Linked DNA regions of Mus musculus: all the other regions are linked to region 1. The links are chromatin loops, found by intact Hi-C in ENCODE. Cell type or tissue: heart. All regions are shown on one strand.

Region 1 (5,000 bases):
ACATCCCCCCACAGTCACACACATACACATCACACACACACACACACACACACACACACACATCACATACACACACATACACATCACACACACATACACATCACACACACACATCACACACACTCACACACACATGCATATACATCATACACACATACATTGCCAGGCACTACACTGGGAATATTGCTCAGTTGCTCAGGTGTTTAAGTTAGGCCCTGGTTCTTCCTTCCAGCCCCATGCTCACAGAAATAAGACTCAGATTCAAAATACATATTACAAATACCTTGGCCATATAGCTAGGCTTTTCTCTGACTAGATACAACATAAAATATCCCATTTATGGCCTACATTCTGCCACATGGCTGGTTACCTGTGCTCAGGTACCATGCTTCTGGCTTGTCACATCTTCCCAGTGAATCTCCCCACTTCCTTCTCTCCCAGAATTCTCTCTTCTCCTGATGTTCCACTTCTATTTCCCTCCTAAGCCACAGGCTTTTTAACTCACAGGTGATAGTGCATCTATACAATAGACAAGCTGTTCTCTCTACACTCAGTACTTGCTAGCACACAAAGCCCTGTGTCCTTAGCACCCTGGAATGAAGCCTGCCTGGAATTCAAGAGCTTGGGAGCTGGGGCGGCAACTGGAAGGTCGGGAGTTCTCTGTCATCCTCTGCTACTTAATGTGGGCTGTTGAGACTGCATCTGCCCCCACCAGGTCCTGGATGAAGTCTCTCTGGTCGCCTTAGAACACGCTGCAGGCCAGGACACGCCTTGACTGCCTCTAACCAAGGGCGGTGGCCTGGAGCTGAGAGTGAAGGCCAACCTTTCCTCCGTACGCTGCTTTTCTTACCTTGCTTTTGGTCAGGGTGGTTTTTCTTGTGGTGGTGGAGATGGTTTTGGTTTTTTAATTTTTAGTTTTTTAACTGAAAAAAGTAGGTTTTTTTTCCCAAACTCCTCCCAGACTCTTCCCATCCAAATCCACGCCTTTTTTTTTCTTGCTCTCTCTCTCTCTCTCTCTCTCTCTCTCTCTCTCTCTCTCTCATTAGAAAATAGTCATCTAAGAAGAAAAAAACAACCACAACAATAATAATTACAATGCAATAAAAACAGAGAAAAAAATGAGCCAAAGATCAAAGCTACAAAAAGCACAGGCTTTCAAAATGAAATTGTTTCCATAATAAGAGGCATAGACAACGTCCTTCCTCTCTGTCCACCCATACACAGCTAGGAAAGGTCCCATGAAGATTCAGCAAGAAGGTGAGTGGCTGACTGCTCTCCACATACACAGTTTGTATGTATGTTGTTGTTGCTGCTGGCACCTCGATCCTTAGCTTGTAATCTCCAGGAACCTTCTACCTCTGATGTCTGTAGACACCTGCTGTGTCTGACCAAACTTCAGTCTCACATTCATGCGACCTCCAGGGCTGAGGTGGCTAAGAGCATCAGCACAGACGATCTTTGGATGGCTCAGGATTCAGGCCCCATGACCCTTGTCTGTCCCGTGTGGATCCTCTTCTAAGCTCGTCAACTTTTGATCTGGATGTCTTTCTGCTCCGTGATCCTGGAATGGCTCACCTCGGAGCTCCACTGCATCAGGTTATACCGGCAAACAGCAGATGATCGTCAAGTTGTAGGGGTGCCATGCCAGAATTTCTATCATGAGCAGGTTAGGGAAAACAATTTGGTTGGAAAGAGGCCAGAGGGAGGCCTGGTGGCCTCATTTGCAATTTGGGCTACCCTAACCAAATACCACTGGCCAAATGGCATCAACAAAAGTGCACTAGAAGGACCCCCTTCTCTGGGTCCAGAAGCGGATGCCCTGGTATCAGTAAGGTGTGCAGAAGCTTGGCATTCCCACACCCTCATCTGTGGGAAAGCGTTGTTACCTGCTGTTTATAGCTCTAGTTTTTTAAACTTCTGAAAAATGATTACATTTATTAATTGAAAGAGGAGTGTGTGTGTGTGTGATGTGTGTGTGTGTGTGAGATGTGTGTGTGCTGTGTGTGTGTGCTGTGTGTGTGTGAAATGTGTGTGTGAGATGTGTGTGTGTGAAATGTGTGTGTGAGATGTGTGTGTGATGTGTGTGTGTGATGTGTGTGAATGTGTATGTGTGTGTGATGTGTGTGTGACTGTATATGTGTGTGTGATGTGTGTGTGTGATGTGTGTGTATGTGTGTGCGTGTATGTGTGTGTGTGATATGTGTGTGAGTGTATATGTGAGTGTGTGTGTGTTTGTGTGTGTGTGTGTGTCAGTGGATAGCTTGTAGGAGTTGATTCTTCCCTTCCACGATGTGTGTCCCTGGAATTGACTCTCACTGTCAGGCTTGGTGGCAAGTGCCTTCACTCATGCCGCCATCTCGCTGGCCCCAACACTCTTTATTCTAGTTATCCCAACATGGCTTACGGAAGATTCACTTGCTTATTAACTCTGCTGAGCACACCCTCTTAGTTTCACTTGTGTTTATTTAACTTGGTTACGGGAAAACCAAGCACCTTACGGTCATTCCAGAATCACCCAGATAAGACACCTTATCTGTGACTGCACAGGAACCACGGATCACTGGCGGATTTATTAATACGGGTTAGCAAATGTGTAGCAGGCGTTGGGTGTGACTTTCACACTCACTCATTCAGGGGAAGGCAACTTTTAAACGCTGTGCATTTACGGAACGTGGTGCTGTCACGGTACACCGTGCATGATTGCACATCTATACCTTATTATTCAATGTCGGAATACGTCACGTTTAGCCATCCATTCCCCCCTCTTACGACCGACCGTAAGTCAGGCCTCTTGTAGCCTTTCCTAGGTGTGTGGGTGAGGAGAGCTAAGAACCCCAATCACCTTGAACACGCGCTAGGGATCCACACATCCTGCCCACTCTTGCAGTTGCATATCGTGACCAGTAGGTGGCGGCCACACACCAATAAGACACTGTGGCCACCGACTCAGCTCAGAAGGCTCAGAAGGGAGGTGACCTGAAACTAGAACTCTTCTTAAGAATGATTGGCCGTGGAAGTAAATGGAAGCAGAAGACCAGAGCTGAGGCTAAGACGGCTGATTACTTACTTCCGATATCCGGTCTTCCAATCCTCTATCTTCCCAGGACCAGAGAGTTTAGCTTTAATTTCCTTACTGAGAAAGACAGCCGTGAGTCACTTGGTGAGAAGTTAGTGGAAGGATGTTACTGAGCATCAAGTACAGCACCATGCAACTACTAAGTACACAGTACTCTGGAGGAACTGGAACACCATAGAAACTTAATATCTTGTCGTTGAGAAGTAGTCACAAATTGAGCGCTCTACACCTGGAGGATATTATTTTCGCCCCGGTTTCTCTAATCCTTGTTGTTGGGGGAGGTGTTTGTGCACTGTGTAGTCACATGCTGATTTCTGGCTGCAGCCTGGCCCTGGGTGTTGTCATTATTTTTGTTTGTTTGTTTGTTTGTTTGTTTTTCCAGACAGGGTTTCTCTGTATAGCCCTGGCTGTCCTGGAACTCACTTTGTAGACCAGGCTGGCCTTGAACTCAGAAATCCACCTGCCTCTGCCTCCTGAGTGCTGGGATTAAAGGCGTGTGCTACCATGCCCGGCTCCGGTGTTGTTATTATTATGAAGCTTTTCATGACATTTCGTGATTTTGTAAAACACGGTTGTCCACCATCTTCTGACTGGTCAGTAAAGAGCTGGTCAGCTTATGTCTGGGCTGGAGAGGATAAGAGAGCCTTCTGTGCCCAGAGAGAGAAGGCAGAGGGTATCAGATGGGGGAAGAGATGCCAAGAGGGCAGGACTGAGGAAAGCCAGAGGGAGACCAAGATGGCAGGAATGCCCTGTGGCTGGAAAATAGTCCAGACCAGCACAGTCCAGTTAGAATATCAGAATCTGCCCAGCTCAGTGCCTGAAGTTTTCAATAAATATACCAGGTCTCTGTGTCATTATTCAAAGCAAGGGCAGGCATAGAAAAGCTCACCCTTTTACATTTGGCACCCAATTAATTCCTGCCGCACAGAAAAGCCCCTTACACTTACACCATGTTTTGTAGAAGGGCATCTGACACTTCACCGATGGTCTAATAGACTTACATGGAGCCCTTTCACGGAACCCTCCAGTTCTCTACACTCTGGGTCAGTCCTTCCAAGGTTGGGAGTATCCAAGGCAAAAGTGATGCCAGTGGGGTTATATCCTAAAGACAGGGGTTTCCCCACGGTCCGGAGCCAGTGTGCCTCCCAGCAGTGCTTCATCAAAGAGAAGAGAATGGTGCTCAAGAGCAGCCATCCCACTTGCCCTGGTGCTGCAGCGGGTTATCAGTCTAATAACAGATTGATCACGAAGAAGAGGGAAGCCACAGAGAAAACACCCTGGACACTGCACTTCCTCCCTTATAAATATCCATAAACAAACAGAAGCAGCGGGCTTCACAGCAAAGGTCATTGATAGATCATCCTTTACCTTTCAGAGGTAATTTAAAGCTACCCTCAGCTACCACAGGCATTGAACGGTGTTGTAGGCTGCGACTGTAACTCTGAGTCACAGCTGTGACACAGTCTGCTGTGGTTTAGGGAAAAGCAGAACCTTGGGTTGAGGCAGAAGGATCACTGGATTGAACCAGTCTGGGTTGACAAAGTCAGGTGAGAAAGGGAGGAGAGAAAAGAGAAAGACTACAGCCCAGCTTTGTGGTGTGGGGGAGGGGGAGACCTGACAAGAAACAGTTTGCACGAAGAAACTTTTAGAAATGGGCTAAGAGGAGAGGGGTAGATAGAGACTACGTTGGTTATAAGAACGAAGATCCTAGAATCCAAGAGTCATAGTTAGGCCTGCTACAGGCTTGCCCACAGCCTGGTCTTATGTGTGACATTTTCATAATTGAGATTTACTTGGGGGCGTGGTTTTAGAGGAGTCCACACATTCTTTCTTCTTATTCCTGCTTTGGGCCCCCATGGAGGCAGAACGTCTCTGCAGAAGCACCCGATGGAGACAGCTGCCCATCTCACTGTGCCAGGGAAGG
Region 2 (5,000 bases), 560 kb after region 1:
TGACGTCACTAACAGTTGGAGCATGGCAGAAGGCTAAAGCAGGGAGAGTGGGCTATCCCTCAGTAATCCCTGATCCCTGAATGGGTTATCCCTCTGTGATCCTGTGAGTCTTCACAGGCATGGCATTTTGCTGCCTGTGTGCTAAGCTGACCCGCACAGGAGCTGGGCACAGTATGCCCGCAGGAGCAGGGCTCAGTATACCATGCATGGGGAAACAGCAGGTAGGATGGCTCTTCAGATTCTCATTAGAACACAAGAACCATGTGCTGAGACCTCAGTAGCTTAGAAACAAGCAGTGTATGTACTACCTCATCTTGGCTAGTAGGTGTTCCTTTCTTCTCAGGGCCTTCTCATATTTCACTAATGTCCCTGCACCATGCAGGACACTGCAGGAGCTGGCATGCATCCTCACGCCCAAGGAGCCTTGAGAACGAGCTCTCCACGGTATGCACCATGATGATGGGAGCCGTTGGAGTCTGGAATACATCGTTTTTGCCTCCCCCCACTTTCTGGGGAAGAATCAAGAAAAAGGAAACAGAAAACATTAGGTGATGGAAGATGTTGTGTTCAAGCCTCCTTTCTTCTCCCACTTTCATTCTAAGAACTTCTGAGAACAGGAAACTGGGCTGTGTACTTTCTCGTGCTCTGTGGAAGCCGGACATACAAACCCTTTGCTGTATATTCCCCATGATCCTGGGTGCCTACTGGATGCTTCTCCATGGGACTGGTGTTGCGACCAGACCTGCTTTACCCAAAGAATGAATGGATGCCGTCCAACTTGCTTATCCCATCTTTCCCAGAGAGTCTTAACTAGTAAGGGAACATTTCAGTAAATGAGACCTGAGACCACAGTTTGTACAAGAGACCAACAGATTTTGATTTTCAGAGATCGAAATAATTTCAAGTAGATGAAGCCATACCCACGTGAATTTTGTTCCCCAACTTAAAGTGATTCGCAGATTTAAAAATCACGAATTGTGTTTGGTTGAAAGACATCATCTGAATGAGGAACGTGGGAAATATGAGGTACCCTTTCACACAGATGACAAGAAACAAAGGTCTGCCATGTGCAAAGGCACCTGGCTTGACTGGAGTGGTTTTTGTGAGGACCACAAGAGACTGAAGTTTACTTCCCCATCAAGCTTGAACACCGATTTTTGTCTAGCCATCTAACCAAGTACACATAGGGGTAACATCAGGTGAATCAAGACATGTTTTGATATAAGACATAGCTAATAAAAATTAGCAGTATCTATCTCCTCTATCTTGGTTGCACTCTCTTCCTTCTTATTGCCTTGGAATTCTCGACTTGTTGACTGGGTATCCAGAGTATCCAGAGGGAAATACCTGGGTTATCTGGCACTCACTACATGGGGCGGGAAGAGTCCGAATGGATGAATCACTTTGGACTCTTTATAACACAGAGTCCATTTCTACACCCAGAAAGGTAATACCACCAGAAGATGTTTAAAGCATTTTATTAGGGAGTGGACTTCGGGATCTTCAAAGGAAAGGTGAAGACATCTTCCAAATTATTCACAAGTGACAGGCACCTTCCTTGTATAAAAATCCAGTGTTCTCAGACTTTGTCCTACAGTTCAGAGACACAGTTGACAGTTTTCTCCTCGCCTGGACCTGAATTTTACATAATTCATCTTGCAGATAAATAAGAGAAAAAGAACATTTTCTCTTTACTTACAAGGCTGCATTACGACACAGAGCAGACACATAGTTAGAAGAATCATTCTTTATCGAGAAGAAAATCCTGAAGTCCATTTCTCTATGATACTGGGGGTCTCCATGGTAACCACTTAAGGCTTGGTGATCTGCAGATGGCCAGGCTACTCAGGCTGAGACCTCTAGGCACACAAGCGCCACCTAGTGAGAAAATCGTCTTCGAAACTTTTCAAGGACCCAAATTTATTCATTTCCTATGGAAAAATAATTAACTTTACACAGACATGCCTATAATTTTAAATATTTTAGCATAGAATCCTAATTTTGAAATCAAAAGACTAGAGCTAGTGAGATGGTCCAACAACTAGGAAACTCAAAGATCTGACCAACGCTTTGTGTTAGTTACAATTTGGTTTAGATTCTTTGCACTCATGCATACTTCCAAAAGTGCTGACGTGTTATGTTTCAAATATAAAGAAAATCTTGAAAACTTTGAAAGAAAATAGAAGAGGCATGGAAGAAGGATTGGGAATGGAGTGGAAAGAAACAAAAAAAGAGACCTTTTGTTATATGCCAGCCAGTGTTTGTTTTGAACTACATGAATGCATTGCTAATAAAATAAATTAAATTTAAAAAAGAGATGTCAGCACATATTCATGTTGCAAGCATCCATTGAATTTAGCAGAAATAGTAGCGCAGTCACATTAAATTTATTTGCTAATCTGCAAAGAAAAACAATGCTTCCTCTCCATAAAATTAAAATTCCTTTTCTCCAAGCTCTCCCTCCGTCCCCCTCTCCTCCCCCTGACTTCCCTCTCCCCTCCTCCCTCTACCTCCCCACCTCCCCCCTCTCCTACCTTTTCCTCTCCTGGTCCCTCATATTTATGATGCATTTCTTACATTAGACCTGGGTAGACAACTCAAGTTCTGATTTTTTTTCCCAAAACCACTTAAATCAATGGTTCTGGACTTCCCTGGACATGCTATAGCAAGGAATTCACCTAATTTTATCCTTTGGCATGCTTACTAACACAGTAAACGCATGTCGCAAGCTACAAAGCAAACCTCAAAGTATAGGCCTTTCAAGTTGCCTCCATTGCTAAACGCCTTCCACTTCTACAGCTTGGATTCAAATTTGCGGGATCCTGGATGAAAGGTGGCTGCTGTTACGACAAAGATGTGAACCCAGAGACTTGGGGCTACATGACATTCCTTCCCGGGACTCTAAGCTGGTGTCTAGGACTGAAAGAGCGCTGTACCACCTTCCAGTACACTGTAGAACACTGTAGAAGATACAGTAATTTGCTGTGAGGTTACTCTTTAATAAAAAAGTCAGCCTGATTGGCTAGAAAACTATTATATACTCAAGAGGGGTTTTTTTGTTTGTTTGTTTTGTTTGTTTTGTTTTGTTTTGTTTTGTTTTGTTTTTTTGAGGTGGAGCTTATATTTTTAGTTACAAAATTTCCCAAGCTTTTACTAAACAAGTGGATACAAAGTTTCCAAACTGCTTTGGAAGTTTGAACCAATGCTGCAGTGACTGAAAGCCACCCTGTCTTTGCCTTTGCCTTTGCCTTCGTACTTACTGAGATTTGCATTGGGTGATTATCTGGAAAAAGACAGAACTCCAGAGTATAGGTTGAGATGCCGCATCTAAGCACAGACTGTGGCCTGAACCTAATCTAACCTCATCAGCCCGGTTAGCGTAGTTAATGCTGAATGCTGTGCAAAAATTCTTTTTCGTGCACACATGTGTACACAATATGTGTGTGTGTGTGTGTGTGTGTGTGTGTGTGTGTGTGTGTGAAAAACTATAGGAGATGGATGGGAAATAACCAACAAACAACTGCTACATATTAATTTCCTTTTTTTCTCTTTTCCTTTATTTATTTATTTATTTATTTTTTTGAGATGGGACCCTTCTAGCCCTCTAGACAAGGCTGACCTCAAACTCACAGACATCCATCTGCCTCTGCCTCTGGATTCTGGGAGTAAAGGCAAGAACCACTACACTCAGCTATTTATACTTATTCTTATTCCTTTAAAGCACTACATTCAAGAAAGACTGACAGCTAGAAACAGTGGACATGCCGATTTTAGAGGCTCTGTGTGTGTGTGTGTGTGTGTGTGTGTGTGTGTGTGTGTGTGTGTGTGTGTGTGTAATTGGTTGGGGATGATCTGTAGCCTTAATTAAATGCTACCAAATAATGTGTTCCAATCTTGAGGCAATTAAAATAAACTAAGGTGAAGGATTATTATTTACCTGGCTTTTGGTTTCGGTTTCATTTTAAAAACAAACAAACAAAAAACAAGCCAATACAACGACACAAACTATGTATAAGGCAGGAGAGATGGCTCAGGAGCTAAAGACACTTGCTGAGCTAGCAGAGGACCATGGTCAGTTCCCAACACCTATGTTGCCACTAACAATCATGTGTAGCTCCAATTCCAGGGGATCCAGCTCCCTCTTCTGGTCTCTGATGGTACTGCATACATATGGGGCATATGCACACTCAAAAATAAGTAAATAAATAAGTGCTTAAAGAGAAAAGCCATATATAAATATAACTACTGAAAAATGCCCTATGTATAACTTTAGTCATATAGCTACAAAGCTGAAAAGAAGTGATCCAAACGTTTTCCAGCAAAATAAACTAATAATAATCTCTCCTCTAATGGGTTGACTGGCCGCCATTTACATCTGGCCCGGCCCCGACTTAACTGCTCTGATACAGTTCTTGAAGCAAAGGTTGAGATGCAACACTTGGTAATGGGCTGCAGCACTAGTAGAAATCCCTCAGGCAGGACAGCCAGAATTTCATGCTACAGTCTCAGTGAGAAGACATTCTCCTGCTAGAGCCATTAGCGGTCTGAAAAGCCTCCGGTGGTTTCTCCGTGTATGTTCTGAATGTATTTTCTCTGAAGAGATCTAGTCAGAATTCTACTGTTGAGTAGAAACATCACTCCAAGGGTCAGATGCACTGTGTCAGACCAGGCTACCGTTAATAAAGAATTCTCTGAACACCTTTGTAAACAGAACTGTGTGCTGCACCATCTAGAGATACAATGAGACTCCCAGAAGGTTCTGTGGAAACACCACCTGCTCAATGCATCTTTTCCTGTATCTCTATGGGTTCATTAAATATCCAATCAAATATGTTAATTAGAATAAACCCTGGAATTTATCTACATAAGACTTCCCCTGTTTCAGTCACATACTCATACATCCAGTCAATGGTCAAGCACATACTGAATATCTAGTAAGTGTCAGAGGCTCGAAAGCATAGTAGCAAACAGAGGGACCATGATGCTTGGATTTATGGGGA
Region 3 (5,000 bases), 150 kb after region 1:
CCCGTGCTTTCCTTTTCTCTAGAACTTTCTGTTACTCGATGAACTACCACAGCGCAAAGCCCATGTACCATCTGATGGCAAAGCCATTGTCCACGTGCAAGATTTCACCGCTTTCTGGGACAAGGTAACCTCCCGTGATTTCTGAGACACCGTGGGTGACACTGATGAAGCAGAGAATTCTGAGAGTTTTACGTAGTCTGTAAGGGGCAGTCAGTTCATCTATTGAAGTTTTCTGTAAAATTTCTTAAAATCCCCAAACTTGAAAGTTGTTTTTAAAAAATATTTTATTTTATGTGTATGTGTGTGGGTCTGAGTACATATTTGTGTGGAGTTGCCCGTGGCGGTCAGAAAAGGGCATCAGAGCCTCTGGAGCTGGGCTTCCAGGGGGTTCCAAGCCACCATGGGGGTGCTGGGAGCCAAACCCAAGTTCTCTGGAAGAGCAGACAGTGCTCCTAACTGCTGAGCCGTTTCTCCAGCTCCTGGAGGTTGTTGTCTATCACGGAAACTTTGATCATTGCCTTGGTTTGAGCTGAAAGTGTTGACACCAGCAGTGTTAGAATGCATGGGGTCAGTATGGGATCAGTTAACTGTGCATATTCTATAGGCTAACTGCACATTCTATAGGTTAACTGCATATTCTATAGGCTAACTGCACATTCTATAGGTTAACTGCATATTCTATAGGCTAACTGCACATTCTATAGGTTAACTGCATATTCTATAGGCTAACTGCACATTCTATAGGTTAACTGCATATTCTATAGGCTAACTGCACATTCTATAGGTTAACTGCATATTCTATAGGCTAACTGCACGTTCTATAGGTTAACTGCATATATTTTATAGGTTAACCACGTGCATTCTATAGATTAACTGCACATTCTATAGGTTAACTGCGTACTTCTATAGGTTAATACTATACATTCTGTGGGTTAACCGAATGCATTCTATAGGTCAATTGTGCACATTCTATAGGTTAACTTCATGTATTCTAAACTATCCTAGATTTTTGAATCTTGTTTTAACATCATCTTGTAGCACTTGAACAGTCTGCAATTTGCATTTTTGTCTGGTATCAAGTCTGGGAACTCGACCTCTTAGATGAGTGCACAGACCACAGCATCTCAGCATCGCTCTCCACAGTTACCGTTGGTTGAGTGTGTTAGGCTGTTGATGTGTTGGTGTTAGATTTAGACGAAAGCTCTTACTGTTTGGTGATCGACACTCTGAAGGTCCGTGCTTCAGATGTCAGCCACCTTTCTCTCTCCCGATACCTCTCGCTTCTTCTGAATCCTGGCCAAGCTGGTGTGCCAGTTAGAAAGGCAGCCTCACTCTGGTCCTGGTCTGAGCTACTCCATTAAGACCCCCATAGCACACGCTTCTCAATTGGTTTTGCAACGTGTGGGAGTTCTATAGAGATGTGAATTTGATTTGGCGTCTTGAAATTTAACGGAGAAACTATGAAGCACCTAAAAAATGACCAATGGTTAAGTTTCTTGAAATCTACCTTATGTGACGTGTTTGAATCAAATGTTCCAGAATTTTGGTATTTCCATGTCCATCATGAGAAACCTTGATGATGAGATCTGAGAATAATCATGGAAACCGTGTGTGCCTCCTATCTGTCTTATACACATGGCCTTAATATGATTTATCAGTGAGTTCACAGATGGAGTCTCACACTTGGGCTGCCAATATATTCCACTGGAAAGAACTCAGTGTTCAGTTTTTGAATTTGGAATACTTCAATAAAACATGCATAGAGCCTTACCTTTTGTTAAAATGTGTCGATTGCTCGTGGATGTGGTTTCTGATAGATCCCGTCCTCCTTCCCCACCCGCTGCTGTGTTGAAGCCTGTACCTCCACCGTGTTTATGGTAGCTGGGCCGTGTTGTCCCTGTTCGGCATGGTGTCAGTAAGGCACATCACATGACTTGGACCTACTAACCTACCCTGGGTTTAATGGCTTAAGTTTTGCTGTTAAACTCGAGCCATATTGACCATATTGTGGGACTTACTTTCCGTGATTGATTTCATGACATCAGATGCAGTCCCGTGTCCCTGAGTGCATTGCTGGAAGGACTCATTGGCAAGCCACAGTTAGGGATGGTACCAAACTGCTCATCACGGCTGGGCATGCCACATTCTTCTACTGCCACCTCGTGGGAGCTGATGACATAGAAGATTAAAACCTAAGGCCCCTGTGAAAATTTAGGAATGATTAAAATCCTCCTGTGTGTGTTGTTCTATGTAAAATACTTGTTTTAGTGCATTAAGTATGAACCAAGAGTCTCTCAGCTCCCACATTGTCCTTCTACCACTTAAATTCTGTATTCACATGGAAATCTGGACTCATTTCTTTAAATAGGTTGAGTTTATCTAAATAAAAAGCTTGAAAAGGCTGTCAAGACGTGACAGCCAAAGTGAGGAGGAAATAGGGGCTGTGCGTGTGTGTCTGCAGCCGTGGTTTTATGTCTTCTACTGCTTAAAGTGATGGTGCTAGTTCTTTAAAATGAGACTTTTTTTTTTTTTTTTTTTTGTAAACTTTACCTCATAGGCACTAGACAGTCCAACCCTGCAAGGTCTTTCCTTTATTGCCAGGCCTGGTGAGTTGTTAGCCGTGGTTGGCCCAGTTGGAGCAGGCAAGGTAAGTTTTTTGTTTTGTCTTGTCTTTGGGTTGGCTCACTGGGAGTTACTTATGTGACCACGAGTCAGGATGGAAGGACTAGGGGAGTGGGCTACTTCTTTTTGTCAGTGTGCCTGTGGCTGTCTGGCTTTCAACAGTTCTTAGGACATACCCAAGTCATGTCAGTACATATTTAGCTCAAGCACATCCATGGTTTATGCTATGGTTGGACCAAAAGATGCACAGAGAAGCCCAGGCCCAGGCAGCTCTGGGTCCTGGGCAAGGCAGACAGATGGTCTTAAGGCTGTGTCTCAAGTTCTCTGATCATGGTAGGCATACACTTGTTAAACTGGTATAGGATTCCATCTTTGTATGAGAAGGCTTATTCCTCAGAATTCATTTAAGTAAATATCTTCTGAGTGCATCGGATGCATACTCGGTGCATGGCCTTTCTGGGGTCAGCACATAAAACAGAGGAGATCTGGATTATCAGGATGCGGCCGCAGCTTCGCTCAGTATTGGATGGCTGAAACCTCTATGGTGCTGGGGCTGTATTACTGCCAATGGTTTTTGTTTGTTTGTTTGTTTATTAATTGATAACTGATTAATGATTGATTGATTGAGGCTGGATCTCAAAATACGCACAATGGCCTCAAACTTGTATCCAAGGAAAACTTTGATTGTCTTGCCTCTGTGTCCCTCGTGCTGAGCTTATAGGCATGCACCAGTGTGACCAGCAGAAACCATTAGTTATACTACATAGTTCATGTAGTATTCTCAATGGCATATAGCCAGCATTGCCATTAGGAGCAAGGCCATTTGGGAGGGCAGGCTGTCACAACCTATTTCTGTAAGCTTTGTTTGTTTGTTTGTTAGTAAACATCACTTTACTGTGGCCAGTGGTGCTGTTTCTGTTTTGCTTTCTTGTTTAAGCTGCAGCATCTAGTGACCTTTTATATGAGAAGCTGATGCTTGTCAAACCGCCGGGCTGGGCAGAGCCCGGAACTTGGTTTAATTCTGTGCCTACATGAACAGCCTTATGTGTGTTGTGAACTCTGTTTCAGTCGTCGCTGTTGAGCGCAGTGCTGGGTGAGCTGCCTCCTGCCAGCGGGCTGGTCAGCGTGCACGGGAGGATCGCCTACGTTTCTCAGCAGCCCTGGGTGTTCTCGGGCACCGTGAGGAGCAATATTTTATTTGGGAAGAAATATGAGAAGGAGCGATATGAGAAAGTGATCAAGGCCTGTGCTCTGAAGAAGGTGATGACTCTTGTTGGGTTTCCTATACTCCGTGTAAACGCCCGCCTTCGGGGCGTTCTCTAAGTCATGATACTCCGGCTAAGCTTTTGGAAGCCTGCCCATCCCCACCCATCACTGGCTGCTTTGGTTTTGTTAGGTTCTGTTCAGTTTTCACCATCCGTATGCGCTGATTATCACAATCGTGGGGAGCACCATCCTTAACTTTAAAAAAAGATGTATTTATTTTTATCTCACGTGTATGGTGTTTCGCCTGCATGCATGCCTATGTACATCTGGTGCTGACAGAGAGGTCAGGAGAGGGTGGGGGATCCCTTCCAACAGAAGTCACGGATGCTTGTGAGCCACTATGTGGGTGCTGGAAGTCCAACCTGGCTCCTAGCATCCAGTGCTCCTAACCAGTGACCCACCTCTTTCCAGTGCCTGAGCTCTAACCTTTATAAAGCATTAAAGAGTTGCAGAGGTTAGTGTATTGAGTCCTTCTGTCCCCGGCACACAGCTTTGGCAACAGCCAGGTGGTGACGAGTCTTTAGTCCTTACCAGCTGAACTTTTGAAGCCCCACCCACCCCCATTCTAAATTATTTTTCCAAGCAATTTTGGACCCTTTGTATTTCATCTGTGAACTTTTTCATTATTTGTGTTTAAAAGAACTGTCTTGGGGTGGCAGAGGGTGGAGGTTTTGGGAGGTATGGCTGCCACAACCGTATCATCCATAAGGAAATGACAAAATTGCTTGAGGCAATCCACAGTCCAGCCAGTCTGTTGTGCTGGGTTCTAATTGTTAATTCGCACAACTTTGAGGAGAGGCTACAGCTAGGGCCCAGCTTTTGCTTTTCCCTTTCCTCCCTTCCTCCCTTCCTCCCTTCCTCCCTCCCTCCCTCCCTCCCTCCCTCCCTCCCTCCCTCCCTCCCTTCCTTCCTTCCTTCCTAGAAAAAAATGTTTCACCGGTTTCTCTTTTTAATTCTACAACACTTCATCAGGAGAGGGAAGATTTTCAAAACTGACTTTGAGCTGCCCAGAAAATAACAAGATGAAATATTATATCACACATGATGATTTTGGTAGAACTGATAGACGACGATTGACTAAAGCTGTTCGTACCTGATAGTGGAATGCAAGC
Region 4 (5,000 bases), 550 kb after region 1:
CAGCGTCTCTAGCACCCACACTGGTTGTTGGCTCGCAACCTGATGTTAACTGCAGCTCCAAATCTGATGCTCTCTCCTGGCATCCATAGGCATCCGTTCTCGTGTATGTACACGCACACGCACAAATAAAAAACAATCCCTGAAAACTGACCTGTCCCAGACTTGCTGTGCTGCCTCTCCTGGCTATTTCCCCGGAGCCTTTGAGCTTTGCCATGAGCTGTTACCCAGGAAGTGATGACTAACGGGCCCTGTAATGTACGCAAGGACATGGCTACTGGCACCACCTCCCCTTCCCTGCAGAAATTTTTAAAAGTTATTTCCTCTTTAAAACAAACAAGCAAACAAACAAACAAAAACAACAACCCCCCTCCCAAACACAAAAAACAAAAACAAACAAAAAAACCGAAAGAAACAGCAAAAACCCCAGCACCTCACTGGCTTCTTCCTCCAGTTACCGCCTCACATCTAGGCTCTTCCTACAATAAATGTCTTCCATATTGTAAGATGTCCATGTTGGCCATCTTTGCTTCTGTGTCATCTTCTTTCTTATAATCCTCTTGTGAGGGTTGCCCTTCTCTGACGTCACCTTTCTACTTCTCATCACTGGGCCTGTGCTTTCTGGCTCCGCACTGACTTTAGTCATCCTCCTTCAACCCTCTCAACTGCTCCCTCCTAATTTTCTCACTACCTCCTCTTTCTGTGAGCTTTAATACTTGGCCAGGACTCAGTTCTTTAGCATCTCCTTCGCTCTGTCTATGCTTTCTTGGTGGTTTTGTTAGCCCTGTTACTAATTAATATTTCAAATGCAGTGGCTTGAATGGTACCCATTTGAGCTCTCAGAGCTATAGGTTTCAAATAGGAGTTATGGTGCGGTTGTGCCCTCTGCTTAGTCTCAAAAGTTGAAGTCAAGGGTTGAGCTCGGCTGACCTTTCATGTGACCTTTGGAGTGTGCTTTGGAATGCCTTTGGGAGTTAGCTGAATTCAGTCCCCTGAGGTTAGAGGATAGGGTGCTGCCTTGTCACGCAGGATGTCAGCCCGGAGCTGCTCCCAGCGCTTGAGGCCTACCTCTTCCTGCTTCATGGGCCTACCCTCCAAGGCAACAATAGCAAAAGTTGCAGGCTTCCCGGACTTCCTCATTCCTGCCTCTCTCAGGCCTTTCCTCTTCCATCTCTCTGACTGAGCCAAAGAAAACCCTCTGCCCTCAAAGGCTCTCATATATTTATCAGATCCCTCCTGGCCATCTAGGACACTCCCTCTCTTCAGAAGTCAGGACCTTAGCCATACGCGCAAAGCCTTGTTTGTCATGGAACACAACAGTCACACACCTAGCTATCAGAGTATGGGCATGTTAGGGAGACGCCTCTGTTTGCCACAGGCTACCAAGTTGCTCTCCCTATTTACACACTCGAATTTTTCCAGCCATGGCTTCTTATCTTATAGTAGAGCCACCGGCATCCTCATAAGGTCTGATCTGCTTTACATAATCCTCATTGTCCAAGCCTTCTGCGACACTCTAACATCCTTGCTGCTGCCCAAACACATGCGCATTGTATTCTGATCCCTGTTCTTCCTTAACACTGAGTCCACATCCCTCCCCTCTGTCTGACTCATCCCCTCGCAGCTGATCTGTGTTTCTACCTTCACACCAAGACTCCCTGGCCATTTGTCGAAAAACAGCATCTTGAAGCAGGATTTGTAGCCCTTGCACCTAATCTCAGAGCTTGGGAGACAGAGGTAGAAGGATCTCTGGCGGTTCAAGGTTGGCATGATGTACATGGCTAGTTCAAACATAGCTAGAGCTACATAATAACGAGACCCTGTCTCAAGAAAGAAAAATTACATCTTGAGGCTGGAGGGATGACTCAGAAGTTAAGAGCACTGGGTGTTCTTCCAAAGGACCTGAGTTTGGTTTCCACAACCCAAATGGTGGCTAACAAATGTCAGTAACTGTAGTTCCAGGGGATCTGTCTCCCTCTTCTGGGCTCTTCTGACATTGCACATACATACATGCACACAGACATACCTGCAGGCAAAATACCATAAAATAAAAAATTAAATAAACCTTAATAAAATTAAGAAAGAAAATTATATCTCCCAGATTCCCAGGTCTCCCTATCTGTCTTCCACACTTTATTTCTCTTCATAGAATTTTTCATTTTCAAATGTAATATAATATGTTATAACATAATAATATAATATAATACAATATAAATATTTTCTGTTATACTCACTAAAACAAGCACCACAAAGAGGGCATCTCCAGTCATTTGTTTACTGCTGTATCTCCAATGCTTGCAGCATGGCTGGCACACAGAAACTGCCCACTACGTTTCTATTAAAGGGCTGAATACATGCGTATTAAATAAGAAGCAAAGACGAAACCTGGGGTTTCAGGTAGGTCAGGACTGGCCCTTAAATCTTGTGCACAAAACTGTGAACTTCAAAGAGACCAGGCAAGAACTCCAGCATGTACTTGGCAGAGCTCTTAGTCTCAGGATTTGCTGGGTAGTGTCAGTGTGAATGGCTACATTGTGCACACACATCATTCCATCTGACTCATACAACTTCTGAATTCTTTGTGATTTCATTCTTCTTATTTATGCCTTTTTATAGGATGTTGTGTAATAGTTTCCCCTGAGATTAAAACACTTCATCCTGCAGAGAAGCTCTTTAAGTAGGAAGGTAACCAACTCAGAACAGCTTCAGGAAGTTCCTGAAACTGACCAGAAGATCCTCTAGGCCCCTCCTTCCCAGAGTAAGCAATAAAGCTGCCCAGAGCTCTCCTCAGAAGAGCCTAGCTACAAAGAACACTGGCTGACAAGACAACTTGCAAAAAAAAGGACTCTGAGATCAGACTGGCTGCCTGGAAGAAGCTGGAGCTAGCTAAACTGTCTGAAAGAAGTTTAGATCCGAGACATCAGGAAAGTACACCCTCTAACCTGTGAGCTGCCTGTAGGCTGTGCAGCAAGCTCTAGACTCCCATATTTTGTGATTTGTCACTCATGCTGGGGTGGGTCTTGGTGATGCAGCTCTCTGTGTTATTTCTGCTTCTGTACAGAATCCTCATGTACTGGCTGGTTTTGTGTGTCAACTTGACGCAAGCTGGAGTTATCACAGAAAGGAGCCTCCCTTGAGGAAATGCCTCCATGAGATCCAACTGTAAGGCATTTTCTCAGTTAGTCATCAAGGGTGGGAGGGCTCATTGTGGGTGGTGCCATCCATGGGCTGGTAGTCCTGGGTTCTATAAGAAAGCAAGCTGAACAAGCCAGGGGAAGCAAGCCAGTAAGCAGCATCCCTCCAGGGCCTCTGCATCAGCTCCTGCCTCCAAGTTCCTGCCCTGTGTGAGTTCTGGTCCTGACTTTCTTTGGTGATGAACAGCAATGTGAAAGTGTAATCTGAATAAACCCTTTCCTCTCCAACTTGCTTCCCCAACTGGTCATGATGTTTGTGCAGGAATAGAAACCCTAAGACACCTCACAATACCCCTTCTATGTAAGTAACCCCAATAAAACTTGTGGTTTACCAAATTGGACTTCGTGGTAGCCATACTTTGGTCTGTCATAGGCTTCTTATCTAGGGTGAATAGTATAACATCTCCCCAGGAAAAGTTTTGTTACACAGTGGGTATCCAGTGAGCCACATACAGTATTGCAATGGGAGAGGACTTTGTGCATGCCAGACAGCCTCTCAGTAAAGCAACTTAGGGCGGCTAATCTACCATTGCCTGTCTACCGTGCAAGTGCACACCTCCAATCCCCATAAATGTAAACATTTTGGAAAGCACTGGAATTGGGAAGACAGTGGTTCAGTGGTCGGAGTGGAGAGCCAGCTGACGAGTGTCACCATGCCATTAAGTATGTCCATTGTGTGACCTTGTGAGCAGGCACACAACTCTACCAAGCTCCCACTTCCTCTTCTTTGAAACTAAGACTGCTCGTTGCCGCTCACGGGGATGTATGTAGTGAGGATTCTGTGGGATGAGGCCAGTACACATGCCTAGCAGCACCTGTGCCGAGCAGGTGCACGGTAATGAGAGTTTTCTGCCTGCCTTTCATGGGAGCCCAGGTCCACCTCCTTATGCTGGAGACCCTTTACTGCTAGCTCAGCTCCTCTCCGCTCCGGGGAGCAGTGGAGAGTGAAAACGACCCTCCCTCCTAAACGGCTTTGGAAGCCAGTTTCATGTTCTCCTTCAATGTGTTCTCTCTCAGGGTGAATACACTCTGTTCACTCAACCATTCCTTATGAAAACTGGTTTTGATTTCTAAGTGCGCTCTCTTCGGAGGACATGGCTTTCCACCTTTGCTGTCAAGGATGGAGTTTGAGTAGAGCTCAAGTATAGGTCCTGGTGTGCTCCTCCCAGTATCTAGAGAAGTGGTTGGTACATAGTAGGCCCACAAAAAAAAAAAAAAAGAGAGATTGATTTCAGTGACGAAGCCACACAGGTGTACGTATCATTCCATTCATAACTGCTTTAACCCCAGTGAGCCCTCTCAAGTCCCTAATGATCAGAAGCAAGAAGTTCACTTCAAATCTGTTATTTTTATTTGCCCGTGTTTTATCTTTATTGTTCTTTATTTATATATATATTTTCTGCATAAGTTCGTAATATTGACACTTAAATGAAAATTGATTGCTTTTATTTTATGGAGTTGATTCATGTTTGTAGGGGGCCTCAAAGTGTCTCTCTAAGGAGCTGCAATGTTGGCTTCTAATACATGCAGACACATTAACAACGGTCGAAGGGTCATCTCTCTTACTCCAAGTCAAATGAATACCATTGTTTACCACAGCTACAAAAACCCTTGAAATTTGTTTCCTGTTTAGTCAACAACAGGCTGTTATAGCCCAGCCAAGATTGGTTTTGCTTTGTTGTTTTGGTTTTTCGTTTGTTTTTTAGACAGGGTCTGAAGGATCCCAAGATACCTCAAACTCACTATGTAGCTACGGATAGCCTTGATCCCCCTGCCTCATCTCCAGCTTGGGCACTGGTAAGCCATGCC
Region 5 (5,000 bases), 66 kb after region 1:
GAGGTGAAGCGAGAGCTGGGTGTGGGTGGCACATACCTCCAGTCCCTGTCTCTTGGAAGGCTAAGGTGGGAGGATGACTTGAGCAGCTATGGAGCTGAGACCAGCTAGGATAAGGTAGCAAGGCACAATCGGCTGTTGTTTGTTTGCTTGAGACAGCCTCACCCTGTAGCACAGGCTGGTCTGGAAGTCCTCGAATGCACAGCAATCTTCCTTACAGCCTCGGTTTCCACAGTGCTGGGATTATAGGTATGAGCCACCACATCTGTCAATACACGGTCTTAAACTATGTACGGAATAGCTGAGTGTGGTATCACAGCCTTTAAGCTGTCAATACCAGCACTGAGTAGGCAGAGGCAGGTGGACCCCTGAGTTCGAGGCCAACCTGGTCTATATTGTGTTACAGTCAGGCTTATAGATAGACTTTAAAATAAAAAAGGGTAATTATTTTACATTGCTGTCTGGGGTGAGTCCCATTTCTACTTCCCAGTTGGTGAGAAATTAGCTATTGCCTCTAGTTTATCCCTTGTGAGGGGGCTCAAGCTGAGGTACTTTGACTAACCCGTCTAGGATGGCAAAGCTACTGGCGTCCAGCAGGATCCAAACCTGGCTCTCAGGAACCACTGTACTTTGCAGTTGGTCCTCCCATGCATGAAGAAGGATTGCTCCCGTTCTTACAGCAGTTTCTCAAGGATGCTATTACAATTCCTGTCGTTGAAGATGCGTGTGAAGCATCTTTGGTCACTATGGTATCAGCTCTCACAGCAGGATAGTCAGAAGGGCAGCATCAGCATCACCTGGGAGCTTATGGGAAGATGCAGGATCTCCAGTGTCCCTGCAGACTGACCCAGCACAGCCAGAAGCATGGGGGTCCATGCTTTTCACAGGGGCCCGAGTGATGCTGACGAAGGCTGAGGCTGGCCCACTGGACTATGGCGCACCTCCTGTTAGCCTTGGCTTTCCAGTGTTACACTTTGCAGGAGGGCTGTGACTTGGTGAAGTCACCCGTGGCCTGCTTAACCAGTGTGTCATTTCTCTTTCTCTCTTGCAGCTGCCTTGCTGCAGATGGGAAACCCTCCTGCAAGCCCGGATTTTTTTTACCTTCTTTGTGGGGCGTTTGTTTTTCCGCCCACTCTGTGTCTGTTTTCTAGACTCTTGAGTTGGTAGCTGCCCAGCCAGATGATGACAGCCCATGCAATAAGCCTTCCTAGGATTTAGGTGAAATTGTAATACAGTTTGGACGTGGGCTGTCAATCAGCCTAGGACACCGGCTGGTATTGTGGCTGTCTCTTGCACGCATGTGTTCTTTCAGTGCACACGTTGGCAGGAGCACACGGACATTAAGTAAAACTGTAACCTGTCATGGATCCTTTAGCTGATATGGTGGACTTTACACTGTTGCCTTTAAGACATGATATTTTTCTGAGTGTAATTTTCCAGGCCTTTTGCTGTTGCTGAACACAGTGCATTCAACAGTTACATAGTATGTGTCCATGGCCGTATCTTTTGGTGTCCTCTCTTCCCTTTCTCAGGCTGTTGGTGTTGGGGATTGGAATAAGGCACTGTATAGATTAAACATGCACGCTACCACTGCCTATACCTCCAGCCTCATCCAGAGCTCTCTTTCTCTCTACCTCCCAGGATCATCTAGATTCCCTGTGCATATTTTTTTTAGCTATTGTGTTAATGACAAAGGATGCTAGGGTTTCTTTTTTGCAGCTGCTGTAAAATAGGCACCAGTTTTGTTTTGTTTTTTTGTTTTCTTTTTCTTTTTCTTTTTTAGATTTATTTATTTATTATATGTAAGTACACTGTAGCTGTCTTCAGACACTTCAGAAGAGGGAGTCAGATCTTGTTACAGATGGTTGTGAGCCACCATGTGGTTGCTGGGATTTGAACTCCAGACCTTCGGAAGAGCAGTCGGGTGCTCTTACCCACTGAACCATCTCACCAGCCCTTGTTTTCTTTTTCAACACAGCACATTTTCCTACCACTGTTTATTGAGCAGTTTGTCATACCCGTCATTAGAAACAAATGGTATAACTTGTGAAATACTGTGTCCAGCCAGGTCGTGGCTGACTGCTCCTCTTTAGTTCTAGTAACCCTGGAGTTAGAGGCAGGTGGATCTCTGTGAGTTTGAGGCCAGCCTGGTCTACAGAGAGAGCTCCAGGACAGCCAGGGCTATTACACAGAGAAAACCTGTCTGGAAAAAAAACAAACGAATGAATGAATGGAATACTGTGTCTAGCCGGCTATGAGAATGTCCAAGCCCCAGTCTCTCCCAAGGGTGTCCTTCTCCCTGCTGCCCCCTGGTGTTTTCACCAACGTCCAGGAAGACCTGTGGGTGTCCTCTGTATTCCTAGGCCAGGCCTCCTCCTACCCAGGAGGTCTTGGGATTGCAGCAGCAGATGGAAGGTAACCAGAGAGGCGCTTTCCCAGGGTGCCAGTGTCAAGGGACTCCAGGGGACTGATGCATCTGGCCCCAGAGAGTAGTTAAGCCCTTGTTCTCCTATAGCTGACTGTGTCTCTGCTCAGAGATGTCGTGCTGCAAAGCCATGTGACAGGACAGACTCTCTGGGGACTGGGCTGAGAACAAGCTTGTGACTTGCAGATGAAATGCAGATGGCTTAGGAAGGTTGGCTGAGGGGCACTCCATCACGGCACAGAAGTGCCACGTATTTATTTATTCATTTTATTCTGTGAGACAGGATCATTTTTTAGCCCAAGCTTTGGGTAGAGAACTCTCCCAGCTCACTGTCTTGAGTGCTAGGATTATAGGTGTGAGCCATATCTTGCTTGGTAGTGTTTAATTTTAACCAGAGGCATTTTGGTACCATATTTTGAGTATTTTTATTATCACACTTGCACACTCCCCCACCACACTCATACATTACACACATATGTATAAACACACACATGCAGAAATACACATACACATGAGCACACAAACATACACACATGAGTATAAAAACACTCATACACCCATGAGCATACACTCACAATACCACACATATGCACATGCACACACATATATTTGCCCCCCCCCCGCCGCGCCCCCATGCACAGACAACATTCCCTTTTACATACAACACAGGTACACATATACATGGACACATACTATACACATGCATAACTCAACCCACAACCTATAACACACACACACACACACACACACACACACACACACATGCACACACTCCTACTATGGCACCTGTGTGGAAGTCAGAGGAAATCTCTCTGTCTGCTTAGTGAGTCTGGGGTTGAACCTCAAGGAAGTCATCAGACTTGGTGGCAAGCACCTTTATCTGCTGAGCCATCTCATGGCCTTGCTGGTATTAGGCAGAGTGCCAGGTTTCTGGAATGAACAAACAAACAAACAAACAAACAAAAAAACCCTCCTGCCCGCCAGAGTAGAAAGGAAAGTTTTAGACTCACTTAAAGATTAGCCTTTTAAAGACATCTTCATATTGCGTAACACAAGAAGACCACTGGATGCAGAAGTCATCAGAGTGGGAGTTTCATGCCTGGATAGTAAATGTCATATTTACCTGCCTCAGTAATAGTCCTTGGACATGGTTTTGAAAGTGTAGGCCATGGGTCTCTTGTAGCGTCCCCGCTGTGAGTCCTCAGGAACTCTGGCCCTAGTGAGTCTGGGTGGGTCCTGGGGATCTCTTTTGCTGGCTACTGCTTCTAATATCCTCGGAGGACACCTTGAGAGGCCGTGTTGGGACCTTGAGCTTTAACAATGGTGATCACTAGCACATATACATTTTGTTCCATTCAGCTTGTTATCTTCCAGAAGTTTAACCCTCAGTCTCTCAGGCAGACATTATCACCCTTCTTTAGGGGAGGCAGATTGAGGTCCGGTCCGGAGGGGGTTGGGAAATGCCTCAGTAACCTCGTAGCTTGGAGGTGGGTGTGTCACAGCTGAGACGCTATCTGGATCATCAAAACATGTCATAGGTGTGCCCCATCGAAAACAGAGGCACTCGCTCAGTATCTGTCTACCTGCTGGGCTCTGCTGGGCTGGTAGAAACGTTGGCTGGCTGGATGAATGTGTGTGTGTGTGTGTGTGTGTGTGTGTGTGTGTGTGTGTGTGTGTGTGTGTGTGTGTGTGTCTGCTGACTTGATCAAGCAGGCCTCTTGGTTGTTAGTGAATGAGTTTGTTTTTCACATGTGTGTTCGTCTTCAGCATGTTTTCTCCTGTGCTGGCTTGTTTTATGTCAACCTGACTGACACATGTTGTAGTCATCAGAGACGAGGGAGTCCCAGTAGAGAAAACGCCTCCATTAAGGTCAGGCTGTGGGCTAGGCTATAGGGCATTTTCTTCATTAGTGATGGGCAGGGGAGAGCCCAGCCCATTGTGGGTGCTGCTATCCCTAGGCTGATGGTCCTGGGTTCTATAGGAAAGCAGACTGAGCAAGCCAGTAAGCAGCATTTCCCCCCATGGCCTCTGCATCAGCTTCTGCCTCCAGGTTCCTGCCCTGTGTGAGTTCCTGTCCTGACTTCTTCAGTGCCGAACAGTGATGTGGAAGCATAAACTAAACACACCCCTTCCTCTCCAAATTGCTTTTGGTTTCATGTTTCATCACAGCAGTAGAAACCCTGACTAGGACACCTCCCGTCCATCTGTAAGGTTGAATTGCTATTTGGTTGTTAGCACCATCGTCTGTCTAGTTATTAAGGCATAAACTCTCCGGTCATCCTTGTTTAAACCATTACCCCTGGCATCAGATTCTACGGTTGGACTTTAGGCATGCCTGTGGAGCCGTTTCATCCACCGATTCATTCACACGCTCACCAAATGTTGTTGAGGATCCTCAGAGACACTCCTCAAGCCTGGCTGTGGCTTTAGTTTTTTCTTTTTAAAAATTAGATGGAAGGAAAATCACTGTAGAACAAACTGGGGTCATCCTGCTCAAAAACCTCCCCGGCCTCCTCCCGTTGCTCTCAAGAACAAACCATAATTCACATTCAGTTCTGTGACTCCAGATGGGGCTGTG
Region 6 (5,000 bases), 130 kb after region 1:
GCTTTGACCTGGGCTCCCAAGCCTTTAGAGAGTCCGACCTCAGGGACCCACGGTGGCTTTGAGCAAACCTCGTCTCTGTCCTGGAAGTGGGAGAGGCGAGGGAATGTGGCGGCTCCTGATGAATTGCACTCTCTGGGATCGTCATGTGTGACTGACACTCAGCATGACCTCAGAGCATGGATCCCAGGGCCCTTCCCCGAAGTGGGGGAGTCAGGTGGGGTCACATGCATATCCTCACGGCCAGACAGGCGAGGCTAGTCAGCGTGTGCATGTCTGATGCCTTAGCTGTGGCCTCTGGTAGAAGTGGGGTGAAAGGAAAGCCATCTATCAGGTACCTCATGCAGGTGAATGTTGCGTCGTCCTTCAGAGCTGGACAGATCTGCTAGCCATAGACAGTCAGATAAAGCAAAACAGAAAAGAAATCCCTAAGGTGCCAGACTATCAGACTATAGCGAGAGGCAGGTTGTTGGTTTTGTCTGCGGTTTTTCATTTCCCTGAACCAGTTTCTCTCTCCGGAATGAGAGGGCACAAGCCTGGCCTGGTGCAGCCGTTATTCTCCCGTTATGCTCATCTTATCGCTGGAGGATATTGGGCAGTCCCTGCAGCCTCCCTTTGAGAAACAGCACAGCCGCTTTTAGTTGTGCAATCATGAAGAGGGCGTGACAGCATTACTAAGCATCTCCAGCCAGTAACATCGGGAAAATCCAGGTGGCCTCTGCTTCAGCGAGCTATGCAGTCGCCCTGCATAGCTGCCTGTCCCAGTAATGCCCCGCTTACCTGGAAGCCACCTTATCTAACAGACTGGGGTGGGGTCACGAACACTGCACTCTGAAGGTCCCTCAGGGGTCTACATGCTGCTGCTCTGCCTTGACCCAGTGGTCTCAATACGATAGGGAGTCATGGGGACTAGTGTGCTGAGCCTGGTGACAGGGGACGAGGGAGAATCGACTGAGGAATCCAAGCGCACAGGCCTGAGGCATTCTGGGAGAAGCCTCACACTGAGGGTCGACAGCGGTAAGGGTGAGTTGGTGAGGAATCTGCAGTGTGATCAGGAGGTGTTCACACCTGTATTGGCAGGACTGTTAGACGGGGGTCTCTAGAAGGTTTCTGTGAAAATGGCAGCCGGATACTTCATTAGTTATGAGTCTTCCGCTTTAGTTCTTCTCCCAGTTAGAGAGTGGAGTCTGTCAGGAAGGGACGGCCTCTCGGTGATGTGGGTGACATGAGGCACATGCCGCTGGCCTCAGGGAGCAGGGAGAGATGCGTATGGATGCTCCGTCAGGACTCTTTTTTTTTTGTTGTTGTTCTGTTTTTCGAGACAGGGTTTCTCTGTGTAGCCCTGGCTGTCCTGGAACTCACTCTGTAGACCAGGCTGGCCTCGAACTCAGAAATCCGCCTGCCTCTGCCTCTGAAGTGCTGGAATTAAAGGCGTGAGCCACCACCGCCCGGAAGGACTCACTCTTTATGTGTCCCTGGCCATAGACGGTAGGACGGTGCCACTTACATGGGCGGTGACCCACCTCAGTTAGCCTAACCTAGCAAGCCTGTCAACAGGCAAACCCAGATGTTTCCCTCTGTAATTCCAGATCCTTCCAATCAAGCCTAGCCCTCCCAGACTCCTAAGGGGAAAGCACACCCCACCCGTCCTCCTCGGCAGTCACTTCTGTGGAAGTGAAGGACACTTGTCTCACCACGCTACCCACGTTGATATGTGGCATTTATGTGCATGCTTCTGCTTTACGTTTCATATTTACAGCCAAAAATAATCCAGATAAAAACATAGTTTAACAATGAATGGGCGGGGGTGGGGCGGGGGGAGACTGTTTGCTTTTTAATTTTAATTTTTTTAAATTTATTTTTGTTTATGTTGTACTTACTTGTCTATATGGTACCTCATGCATGCAAGTGCCCACAGAGGCCAGAAGAGGGCATCACGTCCTTCAAAGCTGGCAGTGGAGGTGGTTATGGGCCATCCCAGGAACTGAACCTTGGTTCTCTGCAAGAGCAACTAGTGCTCCCAATCACATATGTGTGTGTGTGTGTGTGTGTGTGTGTGTGTGTGTGTGTGTCTGTCTGTCTGTCTGTCTGTCTCTCTGTATGTGCATATGTATGTATCTGTGTCACCACTCGCAAATAGTCAGAGGGCAGCAGAAGTCATTTCTCTCTTCTGCTATCTGATCTGGTGATTGAACCCAGATCCTTGGACTTGGTGGGAAGAGCCCATACCCACTGAGTCACCTCCTGGTGCACCCGCTGCCTCCTACCCGACCTGACCAGGACGTATCTAAGGATCGTCGTTCCTTTCCCTTCCTGTCTCTCTCCCTCCATCCTCTCCCCGGTGCTGGGATCAAATCAAAGCCGTGCACGTGATCGGCTGATGATGTCTGGCAGAGCCATGGCCTCAGCCCTCGTTCCTGTTTCTGCCCGACGGTTGGTTTCTCACCTGTTCTCCAGGATTTTGACTGGGTTGCATGATAGTCTCCTATAGCACGCTCACGTTGTTCTTTCGATTGTAAACTACAGAAATAAGAACATGGTCTTGTAATACCAGATATTTGGGAGGCCAGAGCAGGGTGTTGTCACAAGTTCAAGTCCAGTTTGGGCAACTTAGTCTCCAAATGAAATGTACAGTGAGGGTTTAGGAGTGCATGTCAATGATAGAGACGAGAGACGAGATTGCCTAGCCTGTGCGAGGTTCCCGGTAGAACCCTAGCCTTCCCCGATTCCCCCCGTGCTCTTAGTTACTCTGCAAATATCCAGTGGGAACAAATGTTAATTGGTAGATTTTCTTTTTAGATTTCAGATGTATATTTTCTACTCTAGAATACTGTTTCATTCTTTTCGATGGTGTCCACTTCTCTCCTAAAATCATCCATCTATCCATTTGTCGTGACCGTGTTCCTCTTTGGCTACATATCCATGATTCCAGCAGTTGTTTTATGTTCCTTTGCTAATCCCACGAGCTGGATATCTATCTGGGCATCTTTCTATTGACACTCACCCTCTGTGACTATGGGTCGCTGTTTTTTTTTTTTTAATTTTTTATTTTTCTCCTTTGCTCGTTGTAACAATCTCTCTACCATGTTGCGTTGGGGGTGTTATACTGCAGGGAGTCTGGATTACAGAGTGTTGGTTTCTGTTTTGGAGGTTGGTCCCTACCAGAGTGGCCCTGTCTGTCTCTCTGTGCATCTCAGCTGCAAGGCGGCTATTTCCATTCTGAACTCAGTCCAAGGGCCTGGCCGACTCTGTAGACAGATCTTTATCACTAATGCATGGCCTTCCTGGCATCGTTATCGAATGGCCGAGGCAGTCAGGAAGAACCTTAGCTCTGTCTGGGCGAACCCTGGCGTTTCATAGCCATTCTGACCTCAGACTCCCACTCTGGCACTCAGCTCTGCCCCTGGACAGCGAAGGCCTTGGCAAAGAGCCATTGGTAAATCCCCACAAAAAATCCCAGGTCTAGCCTCTGTGGCTGTGACCCATAAACTCCACGTGCTTCTCCTGTTCAGAGTGGGCATCTTTTTTCGTTGGTTGGGGAAATGCACTCTGGTTGGGCAGAAAGCCAGGTGAGTCCTGGCCAATACTGAGTTTCCTTCCCTCAGGGCTCGAAGTCCTGCAGTGCCTGCAGTCAGAGTGTGGGGACAGCTGCTTCCTGTGCCGTCCAAGCCAATGGCTGGCTGCATACTGGCGGGCGAGGCCAGCAGACTGGCACCAATTAATCACTCTCTGGTGACAGAGGACAGAGTCTGCCAGTTGTGTCTGTGACTGTCTTCCTCACTGATAATATTAAAGGCACGTCACTGTTCTGTTCTTTGCTTTTTTCCCTCTGATCTCACTGTAGTGAGATGGGTTTTTAAAAATGAAACAGAACATACTAAGTTTGAGACTGATTGCACAGCTCTGGTAGCTTCTGGAACAGCCTGGCTTTCCTTCCCTGCAGTACAGGTGGTCTCAGTGACAGGTAGCCCTGCATGAGAGAGGGTCTGTGTCCCACACAGATGGCCACTGGGGTCTCACTCATCGCTGTGCGCCCTCTGACTGTGATGCTGAGGAGACACATTGCATGCTGTTCTGACTTTTGTTTTCTGTTTAGTTGTTGTGATCAATTTAGGATTAGAGTATGGGATGTCTTTTGTGTGCCTCATTTCATTCTTTACTTGTTCATTTGGGCTTTTAAAATCCAAGGTCTGTCTTTATAGCGCAGCCTGGCCTCTAACTCAACCCTCCTGTCTTTACCTGTAGGGTATAGGGATTACAGGCATGGGGGCCCATGCTTGGTTGTCATCTTACTTTAACTATTAGAACTGGGCATCAAGGCTGGCATTTGGGAGGCTGAGGCAGGCGGACCTTTGTGAGTTCAAGGCTAGCCTGTCGTACGTAGTGAGTTCCAGGACAGTCAAGGCTACATAGACTCAAAATATCAAAAATAACAAAACAAACAAACAACAAAAAAATAAAATCAAGTATTCATTCATAAGTTTGCAGTGTGTTTTCTGCATATAGGATTGACACTTGTTTCAATATAAACGTAGGTGCTAAAAATATTTTCACATAGCCAGTGAAAAGTCAGTGGCCAAAGTCCCTGAGTTCTGTCTCTTTCTGTGGTACCTGTATACTCTCTTCATAATATATAGGCTGCTGTTGTTTTTCTTTCTCTAAACATGGTCTCATTATATAGGCTTACACACACACACACACACACACACACACACACACACACACACACACACAGAGAAATGGGAAAAAAGGGGCTTGAGGCTTTATTGTAGCCCCAGGTTGGGAGAGAGCACTAAACAGAAAATGGTACAGTATGAACCAAATTTTATTATATTTTTTCTTGAATATAGATTTTTTTCTCATATAATATATTCTAATTATAGTTTCCCCTCCCTCCATACCTCCCAGTTCCTCCCTACCTCCCCTCACATCCATATCCACGCTCTTTCTGTCTCTCATTAGAAAACAAACGGGATTCTAAGTGATGATATTAATATAAAACA

The links. Peaks named below come from ENCODE experiments on the same cell type or tissue, not always from the same donor. Only the 100,000 strongest peaks of a DNase experiment are listed, where the experiment ranks them.
Region 2: a loop joins it to region 1, with 4 times the contacts of the local background. A loop is called at or near these places in 11 of 42 quality-filtered maps.
Region 3: it touches region 1 in a loop (7-fold over the local background); 36 of 42 quality-filtered maps call a loop at or near these places.
Region 4: it touches region 1 in a loop (2.3-fold over the local background); 12 of 42 quality-filtered maps call a loop at or near these places.
Region 5: it touches region 1 in a loop (9-fold over the local background); 20 of 42 quality-filtered maps call a loop at or near these places.
Region 6: it touches region 1 in a loop (3-fold over the local background); 10 of 42 quality-filtered maps call a loop at or near these places.

The regions. Positions count from the first base shown.
Region 1 is chr14:118,766,133-118,771,132 of GRCm38, reverse strand. No RefSeq gene overlaps it. Among named protein-coding and RNA genes, the nearest start is that of Gm22379, 6.5 kb to the left of the region's middle. In heart, no CTCF peak of the experiment used is centred here; a DNase peak (open chromatin) is centred at 2,902; H3K27me3 peaks cover 2,171 bases.
Region 2 is chr14:118,206,685-118,211,684 of GRCm38, reverse strand. Gm31981 (a long non-coding RNA gene) reads left to right here. Exons shown (of 2, transcript XR_383764.2): 1 at 1-221; 2 at 383-1,264. 4933431J24Rik (a long non-coding RNA gene) reads right to left here and starts at 720. Exons shown (of 5, transcript XR_383762.3): 1 at 1-720. In heart, CTCF peaks have their summits at 1,885 (motif pointing left) and 4,171 (motif pointing left); no DNase peak of the experiment used is centred here; H3K27me3 peaks cover 1,031 bases.
Region 3 is chr14:118,614,013-118,619,012 of GRCm38, reverse strand. Abcc4 (ATP-binding cassette, sub-family C (CFTR/MRP), member 4) reads left to right here. Exons shown (of 31, transcript NM_001033336.3): 9 at 23-124; 10 at 2,558-2,647; 11 at 3,691-3,882. Among named protein-coding and RNA genes, the nearest start is that of Mir6391, 24 kb to the right of the region's middle. In heart, a CTCF peak has its summit at 2,158 (motif pointing left); no DNase peak of the experiment used is centred here.
Region 4 is chr14:118,218,049-118,223,048 of GRCm38, reverse strand. It overlaps Gm32045 (a long non-coding RNA gene), which reads left to right. Exons shown (of 3, transcript XR_383765.2): 3 at 1-288. Among named protein-coding and RNA genes, the nearest start is that of Gm32045, 5.8 kb to the left of the region's middle. In heart, a CTCF peak has its summit at 1,986 (motif pointing left); no DNase peak of the experiment used is centred here; H3K27me3 peaks cover 1,974 bases.
Region 5 is chr14:118,699,719-118,704,718 of GRCm38, reverse strand. All of the region lies in intron 1 of Abcc4 (ATP-binding cassette, sub-family C (CFTR/MRP), member 4), which reads left to right. Among named protein-coding and RNA genes, the nearest start is that of Abcc4, 4.0 kb to the left of the region's middle. In heart, a CTCF peak has its summit at 2,312 (motif pointing left); a DNase peak (open chromatin) is centred at 2,378; H3K27me3 peaks cover 1,133 bases.
Region 6 is chr14:118,634,253-118,639,252 of GRCm38, reverse strand. All of the region lies in intron 4 of Abcc4 (ATP-binding cassette, sub-family C (CFTR/MRP), member 4), which reads left to right. Among named protein-coding and RNA genes, the nearest start is that of Gm52104, 6.0 kb to the left of the region's middle. In heart, a CTCF peak has its summit at 1,904 (motif pointing right); DNase peaks (open chromatin) are centred at 743 and 3,632.